Linked DNA regions of Homo sapiens: region 1 is linked to region 2. A link is a loop called in an ENCODE intact Hi-C map of the cell type or tissue named here. Cell type or tissue: Caco-2. All regions are shown on one strand. Links, peaks and the distances in the headings refer to the core of each region. The heading gives the core; the rest is flanking DNA. Region 1 has its middle 380 kb from the start of NR2F2-AS1. Region 2 holds the start of LOC105370998 (a long non-coding RNA gene).

Region 1 (15,583 bases), core at 4,100-12,099, 110 kb after region 2:
TGTTAAGTGATTCAGTTGGGTTGGAATCATGTCTGCTTGCAACCAAAACCCTTCCAGAACCCTTACCCTCGTAGCTTCGTGGGTTTTTTTGTTTATGTTTTCCCAGCTTTAATTTCCAAGCCTGTATCTTTGGGCCCTGACTGCAAATGCTTTTACTGAAATGGATCCACCTACGGTCTGATAACCACATGTTGGGTTGATCTTCTCTCTGACGTTATATCCCAGCTGTCAACTGTTCTTCAGCAAAGTGTTACATAGCATTCCTCTCACCCTGCCTCTGTGCACTTCATTTCACCTACACTTCTTTTTTGTTTTTAACCCCCAAAGCTTAGTTGGATAGTTATTGAGCCCCTCTGTTATGACCTGTGCTGCTAGGTGCACAAAGAAAGCATTTAACTTTCAGAGCATACATTCCGAGAATGAGAAGTAGATAGGCTTTCTGTTTTTCCTCTTAGCTCTGAGTTCTCAAGAAAATTCATTACCTTTTTTTGTAAAAACAATTTATTCAACATTTACTGGACACTTGCTATGTTTTAGATTCTAAAGAGGCAACAACAAATCAGCCATGGCCTCAGTTTCTCCAGAGCTTTCAGTCTGGTGTACAAGAGAAATAAACAAGCACTGTAATTACCTGTGTGATCATATTGGAAGGCGCCCTGGTGCTTAGTGTAGAAGCATCTTGACCAAATTGGAAAATTACAGAGGGGAGACCAGAGGCCATGATAGTCAAACTCACTGCCACCAGAATTAGCAGTGGAACTGATGGATGAAATTTGATCAAGAAACTCCTTGCCATTAAAAAGTTTCTGTTTCACTTCAGATTCAAAGTGGATACAAGAGGTCTGATGGATATTCCTAAGCTATTTGCATAATCTGTAGTAGCTCCAAATCTGGAGACACAGGAAGCTAGACATGTGATATGGTTCGGCTGTGTCCCCACCCAAATCTCATCCTGAATTGTAGCTCCCATAATTCCCACATGTTGTTGGAGGGACCTGGTGAGAGTTAATTGAATCATGGAGGTGGTTTCCCCCATACTGTTCTCGTGGTAGTGAATAAGGCTCATGAGATTTGATGGTTTGATAATGGGGTGTCTTCTTTCGCTTGGCTCTCATTTTCTCTTGCCTACCACCATGGAAGACATGTCTTTCATCTTCCGCCATGATTTTGAGGTCTCCCCAGCAACATGGAACTGTGAGTGCATTAAATCTCTTTTTTTCTGTATAAATTACCCAGTCTTGGGTATGTCTCTATCAGCGGAGTGAAAACAGACTAATACAATATGACTACCTTAAATAATTTTGAGCTTGATTTAGATTATGTTATCTTGCTTTCATATTGGGTCATGGAGTCTCTCAAAGGAAGTTAATTTCTTCTCAAAGTTTTGATTTTGTGAATGCTCATGCCAGTGAATTGGAATATAAGCATTCAGTGAACAAGTTGAGAGTTACATCCCAAAAGGGGCTTTTGCTTTTATAGACTCTCTGCCTTGATCAATTGACATATTGCACAATTATTTCTATTCATGAAGATGGGTTTATTATTTCTAGGCTGAAAAACTAATATTCTGTTTTTTAAAAAATATTTTTCAAATTATGGTTCAAGTCTTGGACAACACACTTGGTTCCTGATTTCTAAAATTGATGTTTAATTTAGGAGAAACTTGGCTGAGCTGTTGTAGATTTCTCTCACTTCCTTTCTTGAAAGCTCTTCTGAAAAATCCTGTTGTATTTACAAAAGGAATTTGGAGACTAGACCTAGTCATTTTAAACCAAGTGTTATTATATACAAAAGCAAGCAAGTAGGGATCAAAAGAGTATAATTGTTTCCAATTCAGGAATGGCAGGACTTGTGCTTACAGTTGTGTAATGTGGACAGTGGACAATCAACCCTGGTCAAGCCAGGTGATGACCAAGGGAGGGCACTATCCTGACTCTCTTTTTGACACTCTGTGTTACAAATTGACCCTGCTCTTCCTTAATAATTACCAGGCTTTTGATGTGTCTTACACTGAATTAATGAGAGGTTCTCAAAAAACAGAATATCCACTTTCCCCACGTTAGTTAACCCACAGCTTAGAAGTTATGTGTGCATCTTTGAGAAGGATATGAGAAAATGAAGGATACCCAGAGAATAACTGAGGTGTTGAGGGGTGTGAGATAGGGTCATCGCAACTGGGGCTGTGGAACCTGGCCAAAGAGCCCATGCCTTCCAATAGTTAGTTGGGTGTCGGGTGGGAAATAACACAGCAACATTCCAAGGTCAAGAGTAGAACCACAAGTTAGGAGAATGTATGTGTGTTTATATGGGGGTGGGGGTGGGGGGTCTGTATTTGCTACTCTGTATCCACCACTTATGCTATCTCATTTAACTTTTAACTGTTTCACCTAAGTTTTGCTCTCACTTAATCTTTATGATGCGCTTGTAAGATCTGTTTTATTGCCCACATTTTACAGATAAAGAAACTGAGAATCAGAGTTTAAGTTCATCTGTTCTGAGTTTCTCAGGTGGATTTTGGACCTTGAGGTATTTTGATTGAAAACTCACGCTTTTTCATGATAGCACATAGTTAGCCTTGAAGTCCTTCAGAGGTGTGTTTTGGACAATGTAATAAAGACTTCTCCACAAAATGAGCTGTTAAAATAGTAAAAAAAAAATTTTTTAAAGGGTAATGAAGGCAAAAGAAATTGAATGACACCTTTTAAAAACTTTTAAGTGCCTTTCTAATGGAATTGTCTGTGCTAAACCTGAATGACGAAGATTCAGTGGGTAGACATGAATGATGTTCAAGTCTCAAGGGATTCCATTATTTTATTCTTTTGTGGGTGAATTCCCTAGAAAGTAGCAAGACAGACTGCATACTGTTTTGGGTCTATCACTTTCCATTGTGTTTCATGCCTCCTTCTTTGATTTCAGTGCAACCATTCATATTCCCTTCAAATATGTCCTTACTAAACAATTTAAGGACTAATTTACATAAGTTTAAGCCTTTTAATCAACTTTAAAAAATTAATGTTGAAATATTTTCTCTGGCATATGTACTTTATAGCTTCAGTTCCACCAGTCTTGGTTCTTGCATAGGCCTGACTTAGATGATGTGGATGATGTTGACTTTAGGTTGGGGACTATTTGTCCTAGGATTGAGCCAAATTTTCTTTTTTATTTAGTTTGTTAGCCATTGCAGCAATGGGAATATCAGCTTCATGTATATGTTTTTTAAGTTTAACCAATTCCAGGTTAGTATAATGTGGAATGAGAATTGATGAAATGTGATGACCCAGGTTCAGCACACCAGCAAAATTCTTAAACAGAAAAGCCAATAGTTAACAGAACTCATTTCGGAAGGTACTTAACAAAAAAGCTGAATGCATGGCGGTTGGTTGTGGAATACGCTCACCCAGACCTTAACTTACTGGCTTTATGTATTTTGACCATGGATTCCTTCCTCAGACCTCAGTTTCCTCAGGTTGCCTTTATTCCTGCAAAACGAAGGAGGTCAAAACCAAACAAAATCCAGGGCTGCTTTCTGCTAGAACGTTCTATAAGTTTATGAAACACAATCAAATTTTAGATAAATACATTTTCACTTTTAGTGTAGAGGTTTTCTTTCTTTATAAATTCAGTATATTTTCTGCAGATACAAAGAGTGAAAAGACAGAGATAACTACAGGAAAGGAAAATACAATTTTGGAAATAGGAAAGAAAAGAGTCCAAACAGAGACGAAATGGAAGTGGAAAATGTCTATGTGATGGGCTTGGGAGTGACTATAGAACCCAAGTTACTGATGGGAGCAAAAGATTCAAAATTGTTATTGAAAGCATCCCCTTTCATTGTAATACTTTTCAAACTTAGGCATGTTTGCTTTCTAGGCAAGTTCTGTGACCATTGTCTTCCCTAGATTGGGAACATGGGGATCTGGAATTGTGTCTTAGTTAAGTCTCTATCCCTCACCATATCTAGCCCCCACCCCCCCCCAAAAAATGGCATGATAAACATGTTTCTGTGCTGAATGAAAATAAATGTAACCCTTATTACATCATTCTGCTGCTATTTGTTTCCTCCTTTAGTTTAGGGGGTAGCAAAGGTCGGTGGCAGAAAGAAGCCCCAGGTCACAGTTTTCCAGGACCCTCCTCTTGCCTCCTTCTCTGATCCTTGTCATTCATCCCATGCACCTTCACTTTCCTCCTCTCTTAGTCTTCTGAAGCACTCAAATGAGAAGCCCATTAGGCAGATCAAATTTTCTATTTCTGTGCCTCCAAATGCCCACAGAAATAATAAGACAGGAGGTTTCTTCAGCTGACTCCAAGGACATACATACCCTGATTTCCAGAGTTTGTACTAGGAGTGTTGCCAGAAGGACTTTACAGTATTTTCCCTACTTCGCACAGATGTGCAGCAGCTAGAGGTGAGGCCACCAAATAAAACCCAAGCCTGTCTCCGTGGATTGGAAAGAGGAATATGTTTCTTCTTTCAGATGTTCTGGGACTTGGAATCACATTTTGTCTTGGCCATCCGGAGCATAATGGGGTTGATACCTGTTGTATTACCCTAGAGCATTCTGTCACTTGGCTGGTTAAAAAGGTGGGAGTGAGGGGAGGAGGGAGGAGAGGAAGCTGTACTTGATCCTTATGGAAGCCAGTTAAAATTAATTGGAAAAAGCTTTTAAAGACCCAAGATGCAGACCAAATGTATCTCCAACCCGCGGCCTCATCCCGCACTGAACGCGAAGGTCACTGTGAAGCTGCAGATTTATGCGGAAGGGCCGGGTGATGGAATATGAGACAAAAGCATTTGGATTTTATTATTCCATTTACTCTGACCCTGGGCCATAAAGGGTTTGGAGAGCCTGTTTTATGTATTCAGCTGGTTGCCACACTGACAGGCATTTGGAGCCACTTAAATAAACCACCCTGGTCCCACAGCTGCAACAACACCATATCAAATATAGGTTAGGGTTGAAATGGAGAGCCTGACACACAGCATCTCCAGCAGGTGCACCGGGAAGATTTTTTTGTTGTTTATTTGTTTTTTTGAAGTCCCTTGTTTTTGGAATAGCTTCCTTATCCATCTATTGACTTGAATTTAAAGCTGACTTGCATCCTGAATTGGATTTGGTTTTCGCATGTAAGGGTGTGCAATTTGGGTTTGACCCCAGCTTTTCAGGAATGCTCTATCTTTTCACCGAGTTTGAGACGGGTTTTAGAGAGGTTGCCTAGTGATAGAAAGCTGGTGAGGTTTTGTTTTGTTTTCTGAGATTTGTGCCAGTCCGTGTACTTATTTATTCTTTTAAGCTGTCTTCTTTTAGTTCTCTGAATTTTTAAAAACTGGTTTGTCGTAAAAGTTACAACTGAAAAGTAGACCAGGGTAGGAATTCAACATGGAAGACAATGAAATTGAATCCACAAGTGTGCCTTGGTGATAGACAAAACATGTGTCTAGGTTTTTTGTTTAGTTGTGGACACATGGGAACTCAACAGACCAGAGAAGGAAACCTGGAATAATAACAGCTCCTTCCATGTGGGAAATGCCTCAGAGGTTTCAACCTATTTTCTATGTGAACTTCATCCCAGAACAAGATACTGTTTCCATTATACAGATGTGAGAACTGAGGCTGAGAAAGGTTAAATGACTCATCCCAGGGTCAGATGACTAGAAAGGGGTGATCTTTTGGCTCCATCCCATGGCATTGCCCACATATCCATGTATGCATTTCTTTTCTTTTCTTTTTCTTTTTCTTTCTTTCTTTCTCTTTCTTTCTTTCTTTCTTTCTTTCTTTCTTTCTTTCTTCTTTCTTTTCTTTTCTTTCTTTTTCTTTTTTATTTTTTTTTGATGGAGTCTAGCTCTGTCACCCTGGCTGGAGTACAGTGGTGCAATCTCGGGTCACTGCAACCTCCGCCTCCTGGGTTCAAGAAATTCTCCTGAGTAGCTGGGACTATAGGTCCACACCCAGGGGATTTTTTGTATTTTAGTAGAGACGGGGTTTCACCATATTGCCCAGGCTTGTCTTGAACTCCTGAGCTCAGGCAATTCACTCGCTTCGGCCTCCCAAAGTGCTGGGATTACCGACTTGAGCCACCGCACCCGGCCCCCTTTCTTTTTATAATATGGCCTTTGCTCGCTGCCAAGAGAGAGATGCAATTACCAAACAGAATCCAGGTGCTCTGATTTTGAAAACCAGGGACACCTAAATGTTCATGGGTGCAGTGAGAGCCTGGGGCCTAAAGTGCTTTTTCACCTTGAGAACGTACTCCTTCAGAACACCAAAGAGGGTGTGGACAAGCTAATTGAAGTGATCTGTTTTATTTCATACCATTCCTCCTGGGTCTGTTCTTCATAGAAAAGCCATCAAGACTTTGAACTATTAATCATTTGTCACAAAGACTGATTTTACCCTTTTTTTGTCCTCCCACCTTCATAGACACTTACCCAGAAAAACACCCTGAGAGTCCTACACTGGTATTTTCATTCTTTGATGTTTCTTCCAGTGTCTGAAGATCAGGGAAGTTACCAAGAGATATGTCACAGTTATTGGAATTACATTGTTGTATTCCAGATTTTGCAAGCACCTTATAGTTGAATGTTAAAATGTAAGTGTATTTCAATTGGGCTTCCTTTTTACAGCTTTCTGTAAAAAGTCGTATGCACCAGGGAGCCACCTAATGTATTTTACTTTTTAAAGCAATTTTAAAAATTTTGCTTTAAAAGCCAAATCCCTACATTTATTTTCTGCTTTAATTTAAAGACTTATATTAGGGTGTAATATTAAACCCAAATTTGAATGTTTTTTTCTATTATTTATTTTTTCTGTCAATTATATAAAGATGAGACTAGGACTCCATCACTTTCTAGGTAAAAATGGTAGGACTGGGAACTTTATTCTTAGGAGTTTCCCCAAAATTCAACACTGACTTGCCACATTCCTGGTAAGTTTGCCAAAGATGACACAAGACAGTCTCATTTTCAGAGGAATCTTTCTGAGATTCCAGCTGCCCTTCCTCTTTTCCAGAACCAGCTCTCTGCCTAGTTTCATGCAACCACCTCATCCGCTAGGCCAATAGAATCCAAGATGAGTGTCCTTGCATGCCAGGGTTGAAAATCTGTCAACTTCTGATGTAGTCCAGTGATGGATTGAAATTTTGACTATGTGCCACATGCACGTGAATACTTGCAATTAAACTATCAATATGTGGGTTGGGTTTTTATATTTATTTCAAACACTGTAGTTAGTTAGTCCTGTGTTCCGGCTTCCTTTTATCCACTTGTTTCTCCCCTCTTGTTGCCCCTTTCCTACCTCCCCGCCCGACCATGTGAGGTAGGCAAAGTCCCTCTTATTCCACCTTTCCCAAGCCTCTTCTTTCCTGAAGTGTCTTGCTTCAAATAAATATCTCTTCTCCCTTGCCAATTCCTAATCGAAACTTGCTTTTTTTCCCGTAGAGTTCATCCCCGCTGGCTATTCCGCAGAAAAGCACATGCTCATTGTGTGAAAGTTATTTCTGCCAAGATATGAAGAAATGACCAGCTAGTCTTAGGGCGAAAAGGAATGACGTTTTGATTCACATGAGAACCAGTGACCATGTTTATCCACACTGAACTCTAAGTGGTAGAAAAGACAATGTTATATTTTTGATGGGGGAAGACTTCTACAAGACTCTTGCCTCTTCTGGAGGACAACTGCTTCCCTCCCTTCCTTCTTCCTGATGCCTGAGCATTAGATTTCATTAGACGAATATCAGTCAGGCACTTGGTGCTCCTCCTTTGAATGGCCACTGACCTTTGCTCTGCCTCCTCGTGCCCAAAAATAAGTTTAATGCATAGTTTCCACTGGATTGATTGGGTGCCTGCTTAGAGTTGGCTGGTGGGTTGGGTATCACATAGTAATGTTCTGCATTGTAGCTCATAGCATTTTTGAAGATGCGGTATAGCTATCGTTTATTTTCTTTTTGGCATAATCACCCAGAAAAGAGTTATGGAGTAGTGATGGGTTCCATTTAGACTTGATTCTGAGTGCACAGGTATATCCTCGAAAGATGGCCTGAGATCTCTGATTGATGTGTTGCAAGACAGGGTGGAAAACTTACCGCTTATCACAATTCCTAAAAATTCTGTAACTTTTCCAACGTGGTTCCCTGTACTGCTGGGCTGATTAAAAAGCCCTGTGAGGCCATGTGTGTGTTTTAAGCGGGTGTATAGTATAATAAAAGCTAATGGTGATTCTTGATGACTTTTGTTGAAGTTGAGGCACCTGCATTTTAATTGACATTTCCCCCCCTGAAGCACAGCTTTGGAACGTCTACTTCAGCTCACTTGCAGCAGGGTGGAAAATCGCCGGATTTTTAACTTCTCCAGCCATCACATGTTATTCATTTGTGGTGGCAGAAGGGTGACTTAACTTCAGCTTGGATTCTGAAACTTAGAGGAAAAGTCTGCTGAACTATATGGGGATTTTATACTGTCTAAAGTTAGAAATGCTCTGAACTTCATAAGCAGCTTCCCTCACCCCTATTTTGACATTTCTAGGAAATGTTACATAAAGAGAGGCCAAAAAGTAAAATTTAACTCTACATTACAACTCTGGCAAATATATCTGTTATTGTGGTAAAAGTACATGGAAACTCTAAGCAGCACAAATTACTACCATGTGCACAGAATTCCTGGTTGGGTTAGCACCCTCCATGCAGACAAAGAGAGACAAAAAATATGCAAATTTCAAGTAAAACAAATTCACACTTTTCTTAAAGCAAAAAAAGCCTTCATATAATTTGGAGCAACCAGTCTGCTTCAGTAATGTTCTTATATGTAAGTGGAAATCCTTTTTGATATTTACACTACTGATTTCTTTAATCTCCACTTTGGAATTAATAGACAATAACATCAGATTGCTTCCTCGGCTGCCCTAGCACATGTGCATATTTACCCAAGTGTCTAGAGTGGGGATTGTACACATATCTCTAATCCACCTGCCTGTGTTAGTTAAAAGGCCAGATAAAATCAGCAGCCCTTAGATCTTAACCTTTTAAGTCTGAAATGTTTTTAAAGTCTGGCCATGGCAACTGAAGCTGGGGTGTGCTTAGTGGGGGAGGAGGAATCAGGGGAGATGGGAAACAGTCAGAGAATTGGTACATAAAAATGGTCTCAGCTTGAACTACTGTTGCATTCAAACAAGCCAAGAATGTTACAATAATAGTGACAATAGCCATAAAAACTGGGAGGGTGAACCTCAATAGATAGAAATAATTTACTTTATGATACAGTGGCATGGTACTGTACTTGGCTACCCAGATGTTTAAACAAACAACTTGCATTTACTTTCAACTTTCTCTATGGGTACAAGTTGAGGAAGGGGTAGTGGGAATAAGAGGCCCAATTATTTTCTAGATGCAGGTACCCTAATGACAAATACTGAATACACTAAAACTATGAAAAATAAAACATCCTTTTTTTTTTTAAGCATTTAAGTCTCTGGAGCAATCACTCACCACAATTATATGCTTCTGAAAGAACAGACGAAATCCAAACAAAAAGTACTTTAAACCTTTATCGAACACAAGTCATGTGTTAGGAAATTAACTCTAACTCAGTATTTTCTATATTCCCTGGACAAATCTTTCTCTCTAAGTGAATTAATTCATCGTTGATGCTGTTTCTGAATTGGGAATTTACACATTTTTTTCTTAATCAGTTGCTTTATATTACTTAACTAAAGAAGAAGAAATCAAACTCAACCAGAAAAACAATTATAGTGTCTTGATATTTCTCTTATGATATATTAATAGAATTAAAATACCATATGTTTTCTAAACCACAGATCCAAAGCAAAACTGGGAATTTTTCATTAAGAAAATGATCAAAAGATTGTTTTCTGCAATTGTTTGTTTAACAGATTTAGTTAAATAGATTGATATTGTCAATCTAGGTTTTCTCTACTTGAAGAATTCTCTATTAATGACCATTTAAATACAACCTGTTACTGGGCCTATGCCTTTGGGGCAGTGATGTGAGGACTTATCTTTCCATTTCTCATTTAATCTCCATTTTTCCTTGAAGTCAGGTTGTATTTTCATTATCTCCATGCCCCTGGCATAGAGTGGATGCTCAGTATATATTTATCAACTCACTGCTTGAATTACTTAACAGCAGAAGCCTATAAACTTTTGATTGAAATCCTTCCCTGAAGTTAAGACTCCAACTTTGGTTTTATTTGACTCAGCTCTTGCTGCCACTACCTGGTGAAATGGGCCAGTAGGTCAATGCCCCAGGTTTCTCCACTGGGGAGGTGAGCAGAAACAGTCATTCTGTCAAGAATGGGTTTGGTCCTAGGTTGCCGTACATTGATTACTGAATCCTCAGGTTTCTTCTCTTCCCTGCTGCCAGCCATAATGGCAAGTTGAATATTCAAGCCATATGTTTGCTTGGAGTTACTGCTATATGCCAAGCACTGAACCAGTAGCTTTATGTACATGATCTCACTTAATCTTCATTTCAACCCAAGAAGGCTAGTCGTCTTATTGCCATTCTATCAACAACACCATGAATTGTGATGTTAAGAACTTGGCTAAGTTCATAGAGTTCCTGAATGAGAGAGCAGGGGTCAATGCAGGTCCCTTGGATGCCATGGCTCACAATAAATATAGTCTCTTTTCTGTTCCTCACTGCTCTGTCTTATAGTGCTGGCCTTCCAAAGTGTTTGACACCATTCTGTCAAAATGTATTAACTCTATAACCAAAAGACAAACAACCCAATTTTTAAAAAATGGACAAAGGACTTGATTAGGCATTTCTCCAATTAAAAAAAAAAAGAAAGAAAGAAATCCGAATGGCCAATAAGCACATGCAAATATGCATGACATTATTATTCGTTAGGGAAATACAAATTGTAACCACAATGAGATAGCACTTCATAATGTCTACCATGGCCATTTAAGAAAATGAAAAATAGTAAGTGTTAACAAGAATGTGGAGAAATTAGAAACCCCATACTTTGCTTTTGGGAATGTAAAAATGATGCCACCGTTGTGGAAAACAGTTTGGTGGTTCCTCAAAAAGCCAGATGTAGAATTACCGTATGATTCAGCAATTCACTTCAATGTATACACCCCACACATACATTGAAAACATGTTCAAACAAAAACATGCACGTGAATGTTCATAGCAGCGTTGCTCATAAGAGCCAAACAAGTGGAAACAACCCAAATGTCCATCAACTGATGCATAAATAAACAAAATGTGGTATATCCATCCAAAGGAGTATTATACAGCCACAAAAAGAAATGGAGCATTGATACACACTACAATATAGATGAACCGTCAAAACATTATGCTAAGCGAAGGAAGTCAAATGTAAAAGAAAACATATTAAATAATTCCTTCTATATAAATTGTTCAAAATAGGCACTGCCATAGAGACACAAAGCAGATTAGTGTTTGCCAGGCACTGAGGAAAGGAGAAAAATGAGGAGTGATGGTTTAATGGGCACAATTTTTTTTGGAAAGGTGATTAAAATGTTCTGAAATTATATAATGGTGACGGTTGCACAAAAGTGTGAACTAAAAGCCACTGAACTGGGTACTTTAAAATGGTTAAAATAGTGAATTTTATGTTATGTGAATTTTACCACAATAGAAAATGCATTACAAATGTGAGACATGGCCAACATTCAGTTTCAATCACCTTAACTTCACCCCTTCTGGACAACTTGACAATAACATCTTTTGAGAGGTTTCTCACAAGGGAGGGAGACTTACCAGGTAACCACCATGCTTACTGGCAGGGGGCAGTTCTACTGATTTTGGGAGGTGAGCTAAGGGGATGTCAAAAGTTGAGATTCATGACAAAGTGCCCAGTAAGTTCTTTGTACTCTGAGTTCAGGGAGGCCTAGAAGTTGAAATTCAGTTTCCCAGACATTTGTGTTTGGCAGGAACAAGAAATATCGATTCTTCTTAGGGCTCTGACGTAATAAGGTGGAAGAAGGGTGCTGGGTGTACAAGCCTCATAGTATATCTAGAAAAATAAGGACCTGGAGTGCTCATGCAGATTCTTCTTTTTAACCAGGATCCTAATACAATCCCTTAGAAATTGTAACAGATCAAGACTTTGAATGTGAGAAAGGATTTGGCTTTGTGTCCTATACTTGGGCTATTATAAAAAGCATTAGTGAAGCACTCACAAAGAGTGTCCTACACTCTTACGTTGTTGCTCAGGGATACCCACACATTTACCACATTTCTAGATATGTGTTATATTGCAATTTTATTGAAGAAAGTAAATCGGATGAATGTGGAAAAAAATATCCTTTTGACCGTGTGAGTGCATCCTTCTTACGCTCTTCTTCTGACTTTCTCTCTCAATCTAGGCCCAACAAGGGTCCCCATAGACATAGAATAAAGCAGTATTGTTTGGTGGGGGATTTAATTTCACTCCATCACAAGCGACCATCGCAGCCCTGTCATTGCAATTTGTCACACTTTTTTGTGTGCTCTATCTTCCTGAAGTCCCATCTCCTCTGCAATCCACTGCATAATCTTCTGTGGGACAAAGCTCCCCAACATAATGAAAGAGGTGGAATCGGGAACGGAAAGTCAATGGACACAGTTATCAATTTGGGCCCCACACCCCCTGACTCCTGGGATTTGGCCCCAGCAGCCAAAGAGGCGCTAGTGGGGCCTGCTGTGTAGGGAAAAAAACGCACCACTGCAAAGTTTGCTGAGGCCAAAGGAAGAGCTGGTGGCTGCCGGACGATGTAATCCAACGCCCTCCTGAAGAGACCACCACATAGAGGAATGCAAGCAGCTCCCCCGCCAGCCTGCTGAGACCCGAGCCCTACGGTTTGTTAGGATGCAGCTGATGTTTAGAAACTCCACCAGTTCATTCTGAAACGAAAGGCTTGGCGGCGGAGGGCATCCCAGGAAGCAACAAATAGAATCCTAGACCTTGGTTTTGATTTCCACACAAGTCTTGTGACTGTTTACACACCCCAGAAGAGATTTTGAGATTAATTCTGGAATACAAATCTATCTAAACCAAATCAGAACTTCACTCACTTGTGGAAACTCAAGCTCCAGTTTTTAACTGTTTGGAGGGAAATTGCTGTAGCGCTCCCTCCTGAGCAAGGTAACAGGATTTAATTTAAAACATTTACAGGACATCATATACGACTTCTTTCTGTTCATTTCTTGCTACTGTTAGAGGGATGGGATTTTCCTTTTTTCGGTTGTTTTATTGTTGTTCTAGACATTTCCAAAGGATCACTGTTGAATGGCTTAGTGAATCCCTAAATTTGTATGTGTCTATGGATTTTTCTATATTCCAAGCCATTTGTATGAAGGGGTCCCAACTGCCATGACTACAAAGAAGAAGGTGGATGCTGCAGGTGATAATGCACTTTTATATCATAATATTTGCCATCAAGACCATTATTGAAATTCCTGCACAAATGCAATTCCTTGATTCACCTCTAAGTCTTCTTAGCAATTCATAGTCAGTTATTTTTTTTTAAGTGCAACCATTATTAGATCAACAAAACTGTTATGTCCTGGAATGAAAAATAATTGAGTTTTTTCTAATAATTTTTACAAACATACGGTTGGGGAAGATGTGGGTTTGACATTTGACTCTGTCACTTGTGATTTGTATGATCTTTGGGAAAATATTTAACTTTTATATTCAGGTTATAAAAAGGAAATAATAATCCTCATCTTTTAGGGGTGTCTCGAAATTCAATGAAATGAATTGTAAAGCCAGGACACCACCACCTATAGTATTATTTCCACAGGCCTAAGAGTAATGATTTTTAATTTACAGATATGCATGCATGGGGTGTGTGTGTGCGTGCGTGTGTGTGCGTGTGTGTGTGTGTGTGTGTGTGTGTATGTGCATAGACTGGGCTCCTAGCCAGTTCCCCTTCTACTACTACTCAAAAATATTTATATCCAATCTCATTTTCTATCTTATTTTCTACCATGCACATACTCTAGCAGGTTAGCCTCTTTTGTTTTCATCAAGATGAACCATTTACATTGTGTGAACTTCTCACTAACTTCTCTATCTGGGATGTTTTTAGCTCAACTCCACATCTACTAGGATTCAATTCAAATTGAGAGTTCAAATTCAATTCAAATTCCTTCTCAAAGAAGCCTCCCTGAACCACCACATTTAACCTAGCTCCATCCCATTGCCCTTGATCACACCACCATATCACATTATTATGGCAGTAATGATCTGAAATTTATAGGAAAAATATTTACTATCTGTTCCCTCCTCGCCTAGACTATAGCACTTGACTGACAACACTCAATTGCTTAAACATTGTACTATCCACAGCAACTAGCACAATGTCTAGCAGAGAATAGTCACTCAATAAATACTTGTTGAATAAGTGAATTTTAAAGATTACACAATTTATTTTTTGGTGTCCAAGTCTTTCCATATGGAATGAATGAGCCATACTTACCCTTGCACCTACCTTTCTTTCTTTCTTTCTTTCTTTCTTTCTTTCTTTCTTTCTTTCTTTCTTTCTTTCTTTCTTTCTCTTTCTTTCTCTCTCTCTCTCTCTTTCTTTCTTTCTTTCTTTCTTTCTTTTTCCCTCTCTCTCTCTTCCTTTCTTTTTGAGACAGAGTTTCACTCTTGTTACCCGGGCTGGAGTGCAATGGCACAACCTTGGCTAACTGCAACCTCTACTTCCCTGGTTCAAGCAATTCTCCTGCCTCGGCCTCCTGAGTAGCTGGAATTACAGGCTCCTGCCACCATACCCAGCTGATTTTTGTATTTTTAGTAGAGACGGGGTTTCACTATGTTGGCCAGGCCTGTCTCAAACTCCTGACCTCGTGATCCGCCTGCCTCAGCTTCCCAAAGTGCTGGGATTACAGGCATGACCCCCCGTGCCCAGGCACCCCTCTGTCTTTCAAATAAGATTCATAACTTTTTTTTTGTCTTTCAGAGAATTCTCATTTTAGGCCTATTATTTGCAGAACAGGATGACATTTACCTGAATTGGAAAGATGAACGGGAGACATAATTTTACCTCTGGAGCCCATTTGGGAGAAGAGAGATAGGTTACAAAGACCAACATTGCAAGTGGTGGAGAAAACACTGACTTGAGTGTTGCTCAAATCTTCACTGAGGAATTGTTCTCTGAGCTCAGCCTGGCCTTAGAAAATAACAGAGTTCTTCAAAGTAACTAAGAGGGGGAGAAGGAATTTTTGAGCTGAAGGAAGCATGTGAGTAACTAATTATCTAATAAATTATATGAGTGCTTGAAAAAGAAGCAACAGCACACCCTTATTCATCTGGCGTGGCTAGAGTGTGAGCCTTAGGGAAGGGCAGAAGTACAGAATGCGTTTGAATAGGTAGGCTGGGGTTATATCGCAAGACCCCTTGAGTGTCACACTAAGGAGGTTGTGCTTAATGTAGTAGGCTCTGGAAGGCCAAGGACTCTTGTTCTGCTGATTCTCTTGCCTGAAATGTGCTCTTTTTTCTCTCTCACAGATTTTGTACTTTCTCTCCCTTCAAGTCTTCCTCACCTCCCATTGTTATAGCAGAGGTTCTCAAGTGGGGGTGACTTTGCCTCTCAAAGGACATTTAGTGAA
Region 2 (15,583 bases), core at 3,401-11,400:
AAACCATATATCACTTATATGTACCGTAGAGAAAACTATCCCATCATAGCTTATGAGTGAATAACTGGAAACAACCTAAATGTATGTCAATAGAGGAATTAATGAATATGGTATATTCCTGCAAGTAATACTGTGCAGCAGTTAGAATTAATAAGATATGTCTCTCAGTAGTTTATTGGCCTGCCATGGTCTGCATTCTCCCCTCCATCCTTTTACTATTAGTACATTGGCATCCTTTGGAGAATTTGCACTTGTGGTTCCCTCTCCCAGGAAGATTCTTTCCTCAGAGATTGTTCTGGCTCATTTCTGTGCTTTGTTTTGTTTTCTGTTCTTATGTCATCTCCTTGGAAAGCCCTTGTGTGAAAATGCTATAGAACATTGCACCTCCCCCATTCTCATCAACCCATGACCTCCTAAATTTGTTCCCAGGTCTTCTTTTTGCCCTGCAAGATTACAAGCTGCACGGGGGACAGCACTTTGTTTTGTTCAGTAAAGCATCTGAGTGATGCTGGATGTATTTGTTGAAGTGATACATAGACACCTGCACACATTTGAAAGTTTATGTGCTCCCTTCACCTGCTCCTGGTACTCCCCCTCACTTAGACTGCCTTGTAGAAATGGACCCAGGAGATCCTTCTTCCTACTGCACATCTTCTCACAGTACTAGAAAAGCAAGAGGAACGAAGAGCACAAGGGCAGCCTGTGAAAGTCTCCAACCTCCTTACTTCCTCACAGCTTGCTCTCCTGGACCCTTCCACGAGGCTCCAGTGGGTGTGGATGAGTGTTCTATCCAGGACAAGGATTGTGTCTAGCTGGGGAGCACTGGAGGTTCCCTTCTCTGTGAGATGCCTGGCTAATGATACTTCAGCACCGCAAAATAAAAAGCCTGTGCTCAGATCCCAGTGAATTTATCTGCCTCTTCTTGGACTTTTTGCAATATCATTTATGTTGGAAAAGATGATTTAAAGCCACCATCTAGCATAATGTTTACCTCCCAAGGGTTGGAAATGGAGGGTTGTTAAGTCCTCCAGACAAGGTGATGTTCAACTGCTGCTCTTCTGGGAGGGGATGTCATTTAGTGGACTGCACGGTGCTGATGTAAACTGCATCCTGGGAGCCCAAAAGCCTTCAGTACCTCTCTACTGACCTGGGGTTTACCTTGTCTTCTCTGGGATAGGCTGGAAATTTGATCTTCTCACTTCCTTAAATTATATAGCTAAATTTTTCTTGAATTACTTGTGTTAGTGGAAAGACTACAGGCTTTGGAATCAGGTAGAACTGGGTTTGAATCATGGCCACATTACTTCCTAGCCACTCGACCTTGGGCAGGTTATTTAATTTCCCTTGATCCTCTCTTTCTTCCCCTAAGTTAGAGGGGTCATAATATGTCTTCTGTCTTTGGGTTTGGGTGTTGATACAATGAAATAGTAGATGAAAAGCACCATACTGCTCTAATGCGGATAGACAAAAAGCATATACTCTGGCCTGGCTTAAATCCTACCTCTCTCTGTGGGGGTATTAATAATAAGTTTCCTTGTTGTTGTTTTTGAGACAGGGTCTCACTCTGTTGCCCGGGCTGGAGTGTAGTGGCACAATCAAAGCTCACTGCAGCCTTGACCTCCCAGGCTCAAGTGATCCTCCTGCCTCAGCCTCCTAAATAACAAGGACTATAGGCATGCACCACCATGCAAGGCTAATTTTTTATTATTTTGTAGAGACTGGGATCTCCCTATGGCACCCAGGCTGGACTTGAACTCCTGGGCTAAAGTGATCCTCTGGCCTCAGCCTCCCAAAGTTCTGAGATTACAGGCCGGAGCCGCCTTGACCAGCAATAATTATTTTTGGTACAAATCACACATGACTACATTTTACTGAATTTCTTTTTTTTCCCACTAGCCTGGCACTGTGAGTACTTTGTCTTTCCCCATTTAGCTTAGTGGGGCAAAGAAAGTAACCAGTGATGGTAATAATGGATACTGCTCACGTCTTCATGGAAATCCCCTTGTAACCAAATAACTTCCTTCCAGCCGCATGTGTGAGCTAAATTTACTGAGTAAAAGAAGAACTAAGAATGAAGCAAGATGGGAGGAGATTCTGCCTTTGGATATTGAAAATCTTGACCTGGAAGAGTCTGAAACAAAAATTCAGCATTTAACTCTTCATTTTGAGAGAATTTACCCTGGCCGGCATTCAGAATCATATTGATATACTTCTACTAAACATCAACACATCTGAAGACCCCTAATCCAAAATGATCACCTAATGTAAATGAAAGACACCAGACAAAGCTTACTTCATTTTGATAAATAAGGACACCCTCAGTCATTAAAGGTTAATTTGAAATTGAAAAAGAAAAGCCTTTCCCCACCTCCCCGTGTTTCAGAGTCTGTACGAAGAATGATCATGTTTACTGTGTTCTTTAACTGGTTGTGTTCTCTTTTTACGTGAAATCTTCTCTGCTTGCTCTTCTGCCAGCCAGTGCAGTGAGGCAAGGGAAACACACACAGGCTTAGGGGAGCTGGACCTGGGTTCAAGTCATGACCCTGACACTTAATAGATGTGTGACACCACCTACCTTCACTCATGTCGCAGCTTAGGAAACTGAGGCCCAGAGAAGTTAATACTGGTCTTGGGAAAGTCTTCAAGGGATGGCCGGGCACGGTGGCTCATGCCTGTAATCCCAGCACTTTGGAAGGCTGAGGTGGGCAGATCACGAGGTCAGGAGTTCAAGACCAGCCTGACCAACATGGTGAAACCCCGTCTCTACTAAAAATACAAAAATTAGCTGGGAGTGGTGGCTGGCGCCAGTAATCTCAGCTACTCAGGAGGCTGAGGCAGGAGAATTGCTTGAACAGGAGGTGGAGGTTGTGGTGAGTGTTGTGAGCCAAGATTGCGCCACTGCATTCCAGCCTGGGCAACAGAGCAAGACTCCATCTCAAAGAAAAAAAAAAGTCTACAGGGTATTAAACCAGATAATAGATAATGTCTATAAAAGGTCTTGGTTGTAAGAGACTCCAAATAAATAGCTGCTGCTATTATTATTACTGCTCTTATCTACTCTTCTTCTTTCAGAAAACAATTGTGGAGGGTGTCACTCTCTGCCTCTCTAAATATTAAGAAGCTAAGCAATGTAAACAGTCTAGTTCTAATACACTGTGCCGAGAACTGTGGATGCGCCAGAAATTAGAGATTTTAGTAATTTATTGTTTTTAAGTGTTCTTGCGGGGTACATCAACATAGCTTTAGCTTGGTAAACAGGTTGGTTAACTTGTTTAACTCCCCAATCTTTATTCGTGGTTACTGCCATCCCTTGGACTTCTGACTTCAACTTGCTGTTTTCCACTTTCATACTTTTATATAGAAAATGTTCTCCTTTTGGCCAGGCACGGTGGCTCATGCCTGTAATCCCAGCACTTTGGGAGGCCAAGGCAGGCGAATCACCTGAGGTCGGGAGGTCGAGACCAGCCTGACTAACATGGAGAAACCCCGTCTCTACTAAAAATACAAAATGAGCCAGGCGTGGTGGCACATGCCTGTAATCCCAGCTACTAGGGAGGCTGAGGCAGGATAATCGCTTGAATCTGGGAGGCAGAGGTTGCGGTGAGCCGAGATTGCGCCATTGCACTCCAGCCTGGGCAACAAGAGTGAAACTCCGTCCCCCCCAAAAAAAAAAAAAAGAAAAAGGAAATGTCCTCCTTTTTCAGGCAGTTCAGGTTCTTTATCTACAGATACTGAAATCTAATCTTCTGAAGATAGTTTTCCGTGATGTAATCATTGTTCCTGTACAGTGGTTGTCAACTGGGGGTGGTTTTGCCTTGTAGGGGACATTTTTGGTTGTCACAAAGGAGAGAGGGCATTGCTTATGGCATCTCATGGGTGGAGGCTAGAGAAACTGCCAAGCATCCTGCAGTGCATAGGACAGCCCCCCAACAAAGAATCATCCATCTTCCAACTTTAGTAGTGTGGCGGTCGAGAAGTCCCCAGCTAGAGTGACCCCAGACTTTTTCAAGCAACCTCAGACATTTTGGGGAATGAAAAAAAACCACTCTTAACAATTAATCGGAGACAGCAAGTGTAAACTGGGACTATTACTGGCACACAGGGATTTATGGCCCGTGTCTTGAGTTCCTTTTCTTTTGCATTGCTGAGATATTGCCCCAAAGCATATTATTAATTTGCCTTCTTGACTTGCTTATAGCTGTTCTCACCAATTAGACTCTTACGTAGCCCAAACCAGGCGGTGTGGCTTCTGCAACCTCCCCTTCTCCTTCTAGTGCCGTATACAGAGCGCCTACTTGATAAATCTTCTTGATTGACTGTGCTTATTTATAATCTCTGTTCACAACTGGGTCCTTGACAAAACCTACTATAAACTTTTCAACCATCAATTATATGATACATCAAAAAATGTGGGTGAAATGATGGAGAAGAATTCAACAAGTACCATTGCTCATGATGTAGAGAAGATTCTACCTCTTATGATGTATAATTTGATGAAATATACTAAGCAAGGTACAATCCCCTTAATTGGTACTCATTTAAATTACTCATGTTTACTGTAAATGTTCTTCTGCACAAGATGTGTTTCTATTGAATTAGATAAAATTTTATTGTTGAAAGAGTGGTTTATACGTGTGAAATCAACAAAAATATATCAAGTTCTCCAAATTCTGCCCAGGATATGATAGATGCACAATACGTATTAGTTCCTTTTGCCTCCCCATTACATAGGACACTTTAAACATAATTTTAAGCCATTTAATTTGGTTTCATATGTTTTTGAAATATTGATCTGAGGGGATATTAAAGTTACTGAGTGGCTAAAATTGGTTGGTATGCTAGGGTTCTCACATAAGCAAGTACCACAGCCTGGATGGCTTCAACAACAGAAATTTATTGTTTTGCAGTTCTGGAGGATATAAGTCAACATTTAAGGTGTCGACAGGGCTGGTTCCTTCTGATGGCTGTGAGGAAGGGATCCTCTCCAGACCTCTGTCCTTGACTTGAAGATGGTGGCTTTCTCCCTACATCTCTTTATATCATCAATGCATGCATATCTCTGTTTCTAAATTTCCCCTTTTTAAGAAAACAGCAATCATATTGGATTAGGGTCCACGTTGGTGAACTTATTTTAAATTGATTACCTCTGCCAAGAGCCTATCTCCAAATAAACTCTCATAACTGGGGGGTTAGAAATTCAACATGTGAATTTTGGGGGAACACAGTTCAACCCATAACAATTGGTAGTTAACAAATTGCCATAAACAGATTATAAGCTGAATTAAAATTTTGTAGAGAGAATAATTCTACCATACCTTACTATATATAAAGAGAAAGTTGTGGAGTCACTACCATGTGGAATATAAATGATGAACTTGTGTTACCGTAAGCCACTGGAAAGTACATCATTGTCGTCGATCTTTAAAAACATTATAAAGAACTTTCCAGAGAAAATTACATGGATCAAAAATGTCAACATCTTTCTTCTGAGCATGTGAACTCAAAATACTTTGCCATTTAATTTATTTTTTCCCTCCCCAAATCTCTTGAGATGAATAAAGGACACGCTTTAGGTGACAAAATACAGAGGTGCAAAAAAACGCAAGATCATTTGTTCCACACCATCTTCATTTTCCATAGGCAGGAAAACATTTGTCCTCTGTGCTTGCTTTATTGGAGGCATGTCTGCCTGACTGGTTAGAGCATGAATAAGATTATGGGATTCCACGTTTGTTGATCTTTAAGTGAATTGTATTCATGAAATAATCGGGGCGGAGGTGGGTCTTGAGGGAAGCCCAAGCATCTACCAGTCTGGGACTTGAGCCAAGTGAGAGCTTTGGCTTTTTTTCAGTGTGAAAGACTAGATAGCTGCCGCCGTCTGCCTGCTATCTCAGGATGGGAGGTGGAAATTTAAAAAATATATAAATTTATATTTATATGTATTATATGAAATATAAAGTATTTCATATCTATTTGTCTGTCTGAAAAGAACGTTGGACAGGGAACTGGGTTCCAGTCCTCATCCTGCCACAAAACTTACTAAGTGATTTTAGGCAGGTCCCTTCACCTACTGGAACTGCTTTCTCAGCTGCACATTCAAAGTTTTAGCCTGGGTGCCCGGCAAGGTCCCCCAAAACCTGAGAATTTCATGAGGGAGAGTGTTCCAAGTGTTCAAAGTGATTTTCATGTGGTTAACGCTAAGGATACATTGGCCCTCAAAGAACCTTCATTCTGTAACCTTGTCCCTAACATACTTAGTTACCTCTGTAAGACTTGTTTGGGGTGGGGCCGGGGGAGGGCAGGGAAGTGTCAGGGTTTTTAAAACAAAAGGAAGAGTTCTCCTCCGGCCTCCTGCAGACCTCCTCACCTTGCAGACCAGCTGCCTTTTCTGCCCCCCACCGCCAACCCTGAGTTTCCACTCCTGGAATAGGCATCAGCTCTGCAGAGTTTTTATGCTGTGAACTCAAAATTTCCGGGGCAAAAATCTCTGCACCCAGGATTTGCCCCTTCTGAACAGTTTCACCCATTCTTAAAGGAAGGGAAGTTAAAAAGAGTGGGGTCGAGGCCCGGAGTATTTAAACAGAGGCCTCTTTATCTTCTTCTCCCCTACTACCGCAGGGCAGCCTCCGAAAGTTATCAGAGTGTCATTAACAGGGACAGCTGCTGGTAAACAAGGAGGATGTCGACACCAGCGCCTCCGTCAACAGGAATTTCACTTTAATCTGTCCCTTACTTAAAGAAACACTCCTCTCATTCTCTCTCTCTCCCTCCCTCCACGGTGCATCATTTATTTATCTCCGTCAACTTCCAGATAGAAGACTGGCCTTAACTCCAGAAAGCCCACTGGGATAGAAAATTAATAAGGTGCTAGGGACATCCACCTTAGGTCAATTCGAGGGGACGCGGAGAGAAAGGGAACTCGCTGTGGAGTTCCCTGCTTAGCTGGAAACCGATCCTACATATTTATAAAGGTGAAACTGGAGGGCTGCCAAGCGCCTGCATTTAAGTGATTAACAAACGTTTCTCTTTAAGTGGACACCTCTTGTTCTAAATATATTTGACAAGAATGCAAAGAGTCATCTGGAGGGCAGAGAGGGCGAGCCCGGGCCTCCTCTCGCGAGGCGGACAGGCTGGCAGGCCCGGCTCCCTGCTCGGTGCCAGCCCGGTTCACCGTCGCCGGTGGGCAGGCTGCCAGCGCCAGCGGCTCCCCGCTGTTTAACGACAATGGATTTACTGCTTCTCTGCATATTGGTGTTATTTTGTATAAACAAGGTTAACACTCCTTTTAAATTAAATGCACCACCTGGTGACTGAGTGGGTGACCTTGCCAGCTTTCTTCACCTGGCTCGGGGAAGCCCAGGCTTTCGCTCCGATTTCAACCTGTGGCTCTCCTTGGAATCTCTTTTGCTTCTCACTTAAACAGAGCTCCTGGAGGAGGTTGGCCGGTGACTTGCCCTCTGACCCCGCCGTGGGGGACGAGACCCGATGGAGGTACTAGGGGCCCCTGCGGCTGAGCCCGTGTCCAGGCACCTTCCACGTGGCGCAGGGCGGATCAAGGCTTGCCCGGGGCCAGCGCGGGGCTGCCGCCAGCACGAGAGCCTCGGGGACCGCCCTCCTCCGGCAGCCGGTGTCAGCGGAGAGTGACAGACGGTCTGGTGGGCCCTGCCAAGGCAGCCCCTAAATAGAGATCTCCAGAGGGGGCAACACCATAAAAAAGGTTCTTTGTGTTTCACTCTAGCGTGGTATTGCTCTAATATAGAGCTCGGCACTTTCCCCAACCTCTAGGAATTCGAACACCTGGAAAAATTCTCCTGGCTTTACATTGGAGGAAATTTAATGGTGTAAACCAACTCTGCAGGGGGGCCCCCTTTGATTTGAGAAAGCAGTGATCTGCGGTGCAGTGCTGAGCCGAAGGGGCTTGGAAACGACTTTGCCTGAGAATGTCCATTCCTCAAACACTTTAAGGATGGCTTCGAGTTGTTTAGAAAAATTTAGGCAGACAGCACCGTCTTGGAAGCATCTAGAAACTTCGAGAGAAATAAACTTCAGTTACTCGTTTAATTACAGGCATCAGCTTGCCAGTTCCCTGCTAACTGTCCATTTCCGAATAGGGCAGAATTTTTCAGGGGTCTTTGCTGTGCTACTACAGCTTTATGAATTGTAGACCGGTTTGTCAGCCTTATTTTAGCTCGGCAAATAAGGAAATCATACCTGGGAAAGTGAAGTGACTTCCCCAAGGTCACCTGACCCAGAAGCCAAGACTCCAGGCTTGTAAGTTCCATGATGTTGATGCCCTTATTGTTTCCCTGTGGAGTCCTGCTACCCAGAAAGTAAGCTGTGAGCTGTAAGTATAGAGAGTTTTACTCTTAGCAGCATAGAAATAGCTGGGTCAATAGCTTCTGCTTAAATAGTTTCTTAGTAGCTCAAATTGGGATAATAGAAATGTCTCTTTAAATAGGCAAAGTCATTCCAGTAAGTGATATAATTTTACTTGCTAGAATCCTAATAATTTTATTAAAAATAAGATATGGAATGTGGATTTATTAATACCTTTCAATATTTGAGGTAAAATGTGACCTTCTTTCCCAAAATCTCTCTAATGAGTACATTTTGTGTGTGTGGTGGGGGGAAGAAACCAAAAACAACCTAACATGAATAAGATGCATTGTCTATGCACAATGAGTGTTGTGGCCTGTTTCTAAAGACATTCAATATTTAGTGTGGACATCAGGGTGCCAGGTTTTGAGGACACAAAGATAAGACACAATCAGGATCTAGATTAATTAAGGTCCAAGGAAATTAGTGTGTACATAAAGAACCACTGTGGGTACAGAAAGTTCAGTGCAGGAGGCATCTAACTCCGGGTGTCCAAGCTGACTTCGCAGAGCAAATAGTGCTGTACCCTAGGCAATTCCATTTGTGTTATTGTGGAACAAGTCACAACAGACATTCAACTTGGCTTATACAGTGATTCCTGTTTGCTAGGTGTTGTCCTAAATGCCTGGCATAATCCTCATAACAACCTTCTGACGCAAGAAATGTTATCAGCTCTACTTTACAAATGGGGAAACTGAGGTATGGAGAAATTAGGTAACCTGGTCAAGGCATCACAAGGAGGAAATTCACATCCAAGCAGGCTGCTGCCCCTCTGTGGTTCCGTGTTCATTGTCTTGGTATTACCATACACAGGCATTACTTTCCTCCCTTCAAACACCCTGCCTTCTAGGTACTAACTATCCCAATAGAAGATAAACTTTTAACTTTTAAAAATTATCTATTGCCAGACATTGTTATGGACTTTACATACAATGATCTTACTATCTTTTTCCCCCTAACCCTGAGAAGAGATAGATATTATTTCCTCATGTTATAGATAACAAGACTGCCACAAAGCTCAGCAGCTGCAGCAGCGACTTTCTTTTTATCTTCTTAAATAACTTCATTGAAACTAAATTCTTAGAGGTATCCGATTTTCTAGGGTGGTAATTATTTCAAATATTCTTTTCTATTGTACGACCCAATTCCCAGGGTTTTTGTTTGGAAGTAGAAGGCACAGAGGCTGTCGTGGAAAACACACAGCAAACAAGACAGCTCCACAAAAAAATGAACATCTTTACCCAAGGGGGGTTTGCAGAAATTGCAACAGGGATTAATTATTGAGAACTGAGGTTGTCAGGAATGCAAGCGGTAATTTCTAGCTCATCTAACCCTGCAGTAGGATTTCCTTAGAGCAAATAGGTTTCTTTTACCTTTGGAAGGTAATATAATATATAGTAACATAGTATGATATTATATGTTAATATAATTATATATTATATAATACTAAAGAAGATTGGGAAAACTATGAAGAAGGGAATAAAAAATTATCGAAAATTTCATTACTGCAAATATTTTTGACATTATTCCTTCCAGCCTTTTTTATTAATACACATAAATTTTGTTAAGGAAAAAAGTGTATAAATACACACATGATTAGGATAACTGTCATGCAGATTTGAATGCTACTCTTAACTTGATAAACATTTTTTCACTCTCAAATATTCTTTAAATTTTTCATTTATCGTCTTTACATAATTTTATTATAAGTATTTATTATAGTTTTCCATAACCCAGATTAATAATTCCCCTATTCCTGGACCTATAGGTTATTTTCAGTTGCTGCTATTATAAATAATCTTGCATATATATTTTGGCTGCCTAAAAGGTTTTCCCCTGCTTCAGTGGAATCCTTAGAAGTAGAGTTATTGGATCAGAAAGCATTCATTTTTGTTGTTTCATCAGAAATGTGAACATACATAGCATGAGTGCGTTTGGAGGAGATAGGATAGGAATGGAAATTTGAAGTATTTAGAAATTTTGTTGGTCTGTTGTTTCACTTCTGTAAAAAATAACATACAATACAGGTATATTTATATACCTGCATATTTACTTTTTTTTGACAAAAACAGACAATTATGTTACCTTATCTTCTGTATTCCACTCTGAGACTTCCATTGTATTTTATGTTGCTGCCTCTAGGGCTGGATTTCTGCTTGTTGGGTGTTAACAGGAAAACAAACAAACAAACAAACAAAAAATATATGGTGGGGATGCTGGAATTTAGCATACCTACCATGGTTTGGAATTACCCTAAGGGAGTCTAGAAATTCCAGTTTGTCAAGTATCCAGTCTTGTTTTTTAAGAACACAGACTAGGAAAAGCAGAAGATCACTCTACAAAACTTTTACAAGAGTTTGTCAAGTCTGGGGTAGTAAGAGCAAATGTATAAGGGTACGTGGTTCCCTTAGGACCAAAAAGAGGTGTGAATTTGTAAGGCATCTAACTTTCTCTTGCTTGAATGAATTTGCGTCACTATCTTAAATTGAAGTATTGTTTAACTGTGTTCAATTCAACTTCTTCCAGAAGGAGAGGAAAAGGCCCAACACCTGCCTGTCAGGGCTCCTGGATCACGCCCTGCTGCCTGCTGACCTATATTGGACTCGAGCCCTTCTTCTGGCATGCTCACCTGTTAACCCACCTATCAGCCCACACCTCTGACTGCTGGCTGCTCCCCATTGAGCCTGAAATACTGTGCTATCTGCCTGTACCCTTTTGCATAAGCTGGGGTTGGGTTATCTCAGATTTCTATTTGGGTCAAGATTGCCACATACCTCACCTCTTCTGTTCTGGTCCTCATCCTGTGTTCCTGGACAAAAATAACATTTGAGTAGAAAGCTTTTCTACTTGTTGACATAGTTGAACAGATTTTGCTTTATTGAGATGAAATGGAGCCTAAATTTATCTGGAAATGTGTGGAATCAGTAGAGAGAAGTAAACACAACTCGAAGAAAGCGGGAAACCCCTGTGTACAATTCAGCTTTTTCACTCCCAGGGAGTTGGGCATGATTGTAAAGAATGATGTTTTCAAGCCTGCCAATAACAGAACACGTCTGTATCCATTGTGGATGGGCTTCTTTGAGAAAGCTTCCTTTTCGCCCAAGTAGAGGAGCTCTTCACTGCCCTAAGATTCTGCTTTCCTACTCCCATGTCAGAGCAGGAAAAGGTGAATATTTTTCACACAGAATAGCCTCATCCATTCCCACGGGGAGTGAGATAGTTCCTGTAGGGTGCTAGTGATGGCATAAAATTACAGCTCACTAGAGAAACAGTTGCGAGTAAAGAAATATATACATTTCCTCTATTTGTGTTCCCTGTCTGTGTTGTCTAAGTTGCAAACAACAGACTCCACTTCAGCTAGGTTAAAGGGAAAAGAGGTTTAATAAAGAAAATTAAATAGCTTATAGCATCACTGGGGAACTAGAGAAACAGATTTAAGGCTAAGCTTCCAGAAACATATCCCAAAACATGCCCCCAAACCGTGACACTGACATGAAGAGACAGTTGTCATTGCTGCTTTATTGAACAGAGGACTGAGAATTTTTCTACAGTCACTGCTGTTCTCTGCACTGATGGAAGCCAAGCCTGCCTGGAGAACTCAACTTTGCAACCCAAAGCTGGTGGCTAATGTGGCTACCCCTACCAACAAAATGGAAACTCCACCAGGTGTCTGAATCCAGCTCTCACGGTATGTATCCTGCAGGTGGCACGTTGGGAAGATGCAAGGGAGGCTGGGAATTTGAGTCCCGATTTCCAGATTGTGACTGTGGGTCACAGTGAAGATTAGCTTTGCTTTCAAGCATACGCATCAATCCAGCAGGAAGATGTCTTCCCAATTCTAGACATGAACCTGCAACCTAGTAAAGTGGTTAAGAATATGAGCTTCAGAATTAATCAGTCATGGATTTATGTTTTCTCAGAGTGATTGTGAGCCGGTCACTTTCCCTCTCTTTCTTTCTCAACTGAGCCTCAGCTTCCTTCTTTGTAAAATACAGATAATATTTCCGTAGAGGTGGTATGTGACACAAATTTAAACAAGCATGTATGGAAAATCCTCAGCATAGTGTTTTTATAATGTAGTGAGCATTCAGTGTATGGTGGCTCTCATTCCAGTTACTAGTAATAAGAGCTGAAAGTTTATGGTCTAAAAGAGAAAAAAAATACTTATGACCAAAACTCATAATGCTAATAATAATAAGAAGAATCCTACTAATAACAAACCAGCCTTGAACCAAGCCACCCAAGTTCATCTTAACATTTCTTATAAGAAATTTCAGTTCATGCAAGGGATTTATATGGCAATAGCTGAACAATGGGAAAGTTTGAGGTCGATGCTTCCTCAACTGTTTCCAAAATAAACAGTTACAGGAAGCTCACTACCCTGTGCATTAAAGCGCAGGGGGAATAAGGAGGGGGCTCTGTTACTTTAAGCTCACTACAGGAGACGTGGGAGCAGATCAATATGTGGTTAAGTGTTTTAGCTGCACTTTTATTACGTTTGACAGCGATGACAACATAGCATGCACTGAATAAAATGACTAACGCACACATTTCTCCCGCATGCATACTGCTTCTATTTTTCGAACCTCCTGAGTGAAAGGCAGTCATACAAAAAGCATGCAGAGTGGGAGTTCCAAGTGGCTAGGGCCAGAATTGCCCACGGATTCCAGATTTCCAGAGTCACAGAGGGGAACCTGACTACCCGAAGCAGAAAGAACAAAAAGGGCTGCATGAACATGAACATGTTAACTACTGAACAGTAGTTAACAGTCGGATGAACTGAGAAAGGCATGCTTACGTACATAGCTACATTTCTTTCTCCTCAAGCCTTATCTCTTTCCCATAATGTGGGCAGTGCTGATGAGTGAAAAAATACACAAGCCCGTCTAAGTACACTGTAGATTTACACAGCACAGGGCTGAACTTAAAAACAACAACAACAAAACGCTGTTATTTGAGTAACTTTTCAAAATCCTATTTAGATGCCACCCGTTTCTACCTTTTCACTGACACCCAGATGTTTTCACTTGGATTTGAGGCCCCAGCAGGCAGCATCCAGATGTTTTGAGGGGGCAGAGGAAGTTCTTTCATTTGTGGCAAATTTGAGAAGTGAAGATTCATTGACTCATGTAATATTAATCTTCCTACATAAGGAAATTGGAGCCAAGCTGTTTGCCCACTTTCTCAGTTATGTGTGGGGTCACTGAACTGGGGTGGGGCAGTGGGGAACCCCTTTGGCTGGGATTTTGTGCAGATGGCACTGAATTCCAAAATACTTACCACGTTTTCTCATTAGCCCTATGCAATTCTTTTTATTCACTTCAAGACCATTTAGTGGAGCAGGAAGAAACTGCAGGCCTTTTGGAGGTATTTCCTTGTGATTCTGGTCCAATCCACCACCACCGTCTCACGCTTAGAACCCTGCAATCCTTCGTAAGTATTTGTTCTGGAATCCTGTTACTCTGTTACTAAAACCACTCCTATTTCTCACCTTGCTCAAGCTTCTCATCTCACTTAGAAAAAGGAATTTTTACAAACAAATCTTTCCATTAGCATCATAATGTTTTTCATGTTTGGCTCTGACTCAGTTTCCTTTCACTTTCTGGGAGCCTTTCCTCACCCTCCTACCTCGCTCACTCTGCTGTGGCCCTACCACCTTTCTGTTACTCAAACTCGCTTTTCACCCTCCTGCTTGGATGAATGAGCAGAGTCATTGCTTGTAGTGTCCCCTTTGTCCAAAATGTTCTTCCCTGGATATTCCCTGGGCCTGCCACATTCCACGCAGGTTTCTGTCCAGGGCTTAACTGTTTTTTGTTTGTTTGTTTGTTTGTTTGTTTTTGAGATGGAGTCTTGCTCTGTTGCCCAGGCCAGAGTGCAGTGGCGCAATCTCGGCTCACTGCAAGCTCCGCCTCCCGGGTTCACGCCATTCTCCTGCCTCGGCCTCCCGAGTAGCTGGGACTACAGGCGCCCACCACCACACCCAGCTAATTTTTTGTATTTTTTTTTAGTAAAGACGGGGTTTCACCATGTTAGCCAGGATGGTCTTGATCTCCTGACCTCGTGATCCACTCGCCTCGGCCTCCCAAAGTGCTGGGATTACAGGTGTGAGCCACTGCGCCCAGCCACCAAGGCTTAACTCTTGAGCCCAGACCCACACCTAGCACGAGCTGGGCACTGAATCAGCAAAGACTTGGAACGCGTGAACACAGTTATTGTTGTTCTTTGTGTTTGCATGTGGTGAAAGATTGGCTCATACTATATGAAAATCACTGAGATTTTTTTTTTCTCAAATATCTGTTTTCTCGAAGATTTAGGTGAGGAGTAAAGTGAGCAAGCTATTTGTAAAAGTTTTCAGAGCAAACATTCCATGATCAAAACAGGATCAAGGATTTTGCCTTTTTGTGGCTTCTTTGGAAGGAATAAGTGTAGGTCCTCAGGCCACTTCATTAAAAAAATGATTAATAGACATACTACATCTCTGTTTTCTGAAGTGATACTTTAGTGTACTTTAATTTGTTTAAGAGCTGAGCTTACAAGGAAGTATGAGACCATTTCTGTTCCTACCCTCCCAGCTCCAATTATCTGCCTTTCTGTGTTTGGGGTGACATTAGATGCATAGGACTCTACCCTGGAAATTTCCCATTAAAATATTGTTTTTCAAACCCATAGGTATAATTTGACCTCTTTTGGATGTTTAAATTGAAAATATGTGAAGAACTTAAGTCCCTTTATTTTTACCCTCTTCTGTTATTGGAGTCTTCTGCTGTTTGTACTTTATGATTCTACTTCATGGCTTCTTCTAGGCCAGTTCCCCATTGCTCTGCTTCACTGGGGTGACCGAGACCTTAAAATAAATTCTCAATCAACATGTGTAAACCAAATGAATGATTATTTGGACCCCAATTCTATAGCATAATAGTCTAAACTTGCTAACTTGGGAGGCCAAGGTGGGCAGATCACTTGAGGTAAGGAGTTCAAGACCAGCCTGGCCATTGGAGACATGGTGAAAACTGCCTCTACTAAAAATACAATAATAATAATAATTAGCTGGGCGTGGTGGCGCATGCCTCTAATCCCAGCTACTCGGGAGGTTGAGACAGGAGAATTGCCTGAACCTGGGAGGCGGAGGTTGCAGTGAGCAGAGATTGTGCCATTGCACTCCAGCCTGGGCGACAGAGCAAGCCTTCGTCTAAAATAAAATAAAATA

What was found. Peaks named below come from ENCODE experiments on the same cell type or tissue, not always from the same donor. Only the 100,000 strongest peaks of a DNase experiment are listed, where the experiment ranks them.
Region 1: it touches region 2 in a loop (2.8-fold over the local background); 2 of 110 quality-filtered maps call a loop at or near these places.

The regions. Positions count from the first base shown.
Region 1 is chr15:95,937,832-95,953,414 of GRCh38, reverse strand. No RefSeq gene overlaps it. Among named protein-coding and RNA genes, the nearest start is that of NR2F2-AS1, 380 kb to the left of the region's middle. In Caco-2, for the core only: no CTCF peak of the experiment used is centred there; a DNase peak (open chromatin) is centred at 9,024.
Region 2 is chr15:96,045,015-96,060,597 of GRCh38, reverse strand. All of the region lies in intron 1 of LOC112268156 (a long non-coding RNA gene), which reads right to left. It overlaps LOC105370998 (a long non-coding RNA gene), which reads left to right and starts at 7,222. Exons shown (of 4, transcript XR_001751688.2): 1 at 7,222-8,344; 2 at 10,903-12,064; 3 at 13,703-13,809. In Caco-2, for the core only: no CTCF peak of the experiment used is centred there; DNase peaks (open chromatin) are centred at 6,333, 6,667 and 7,477.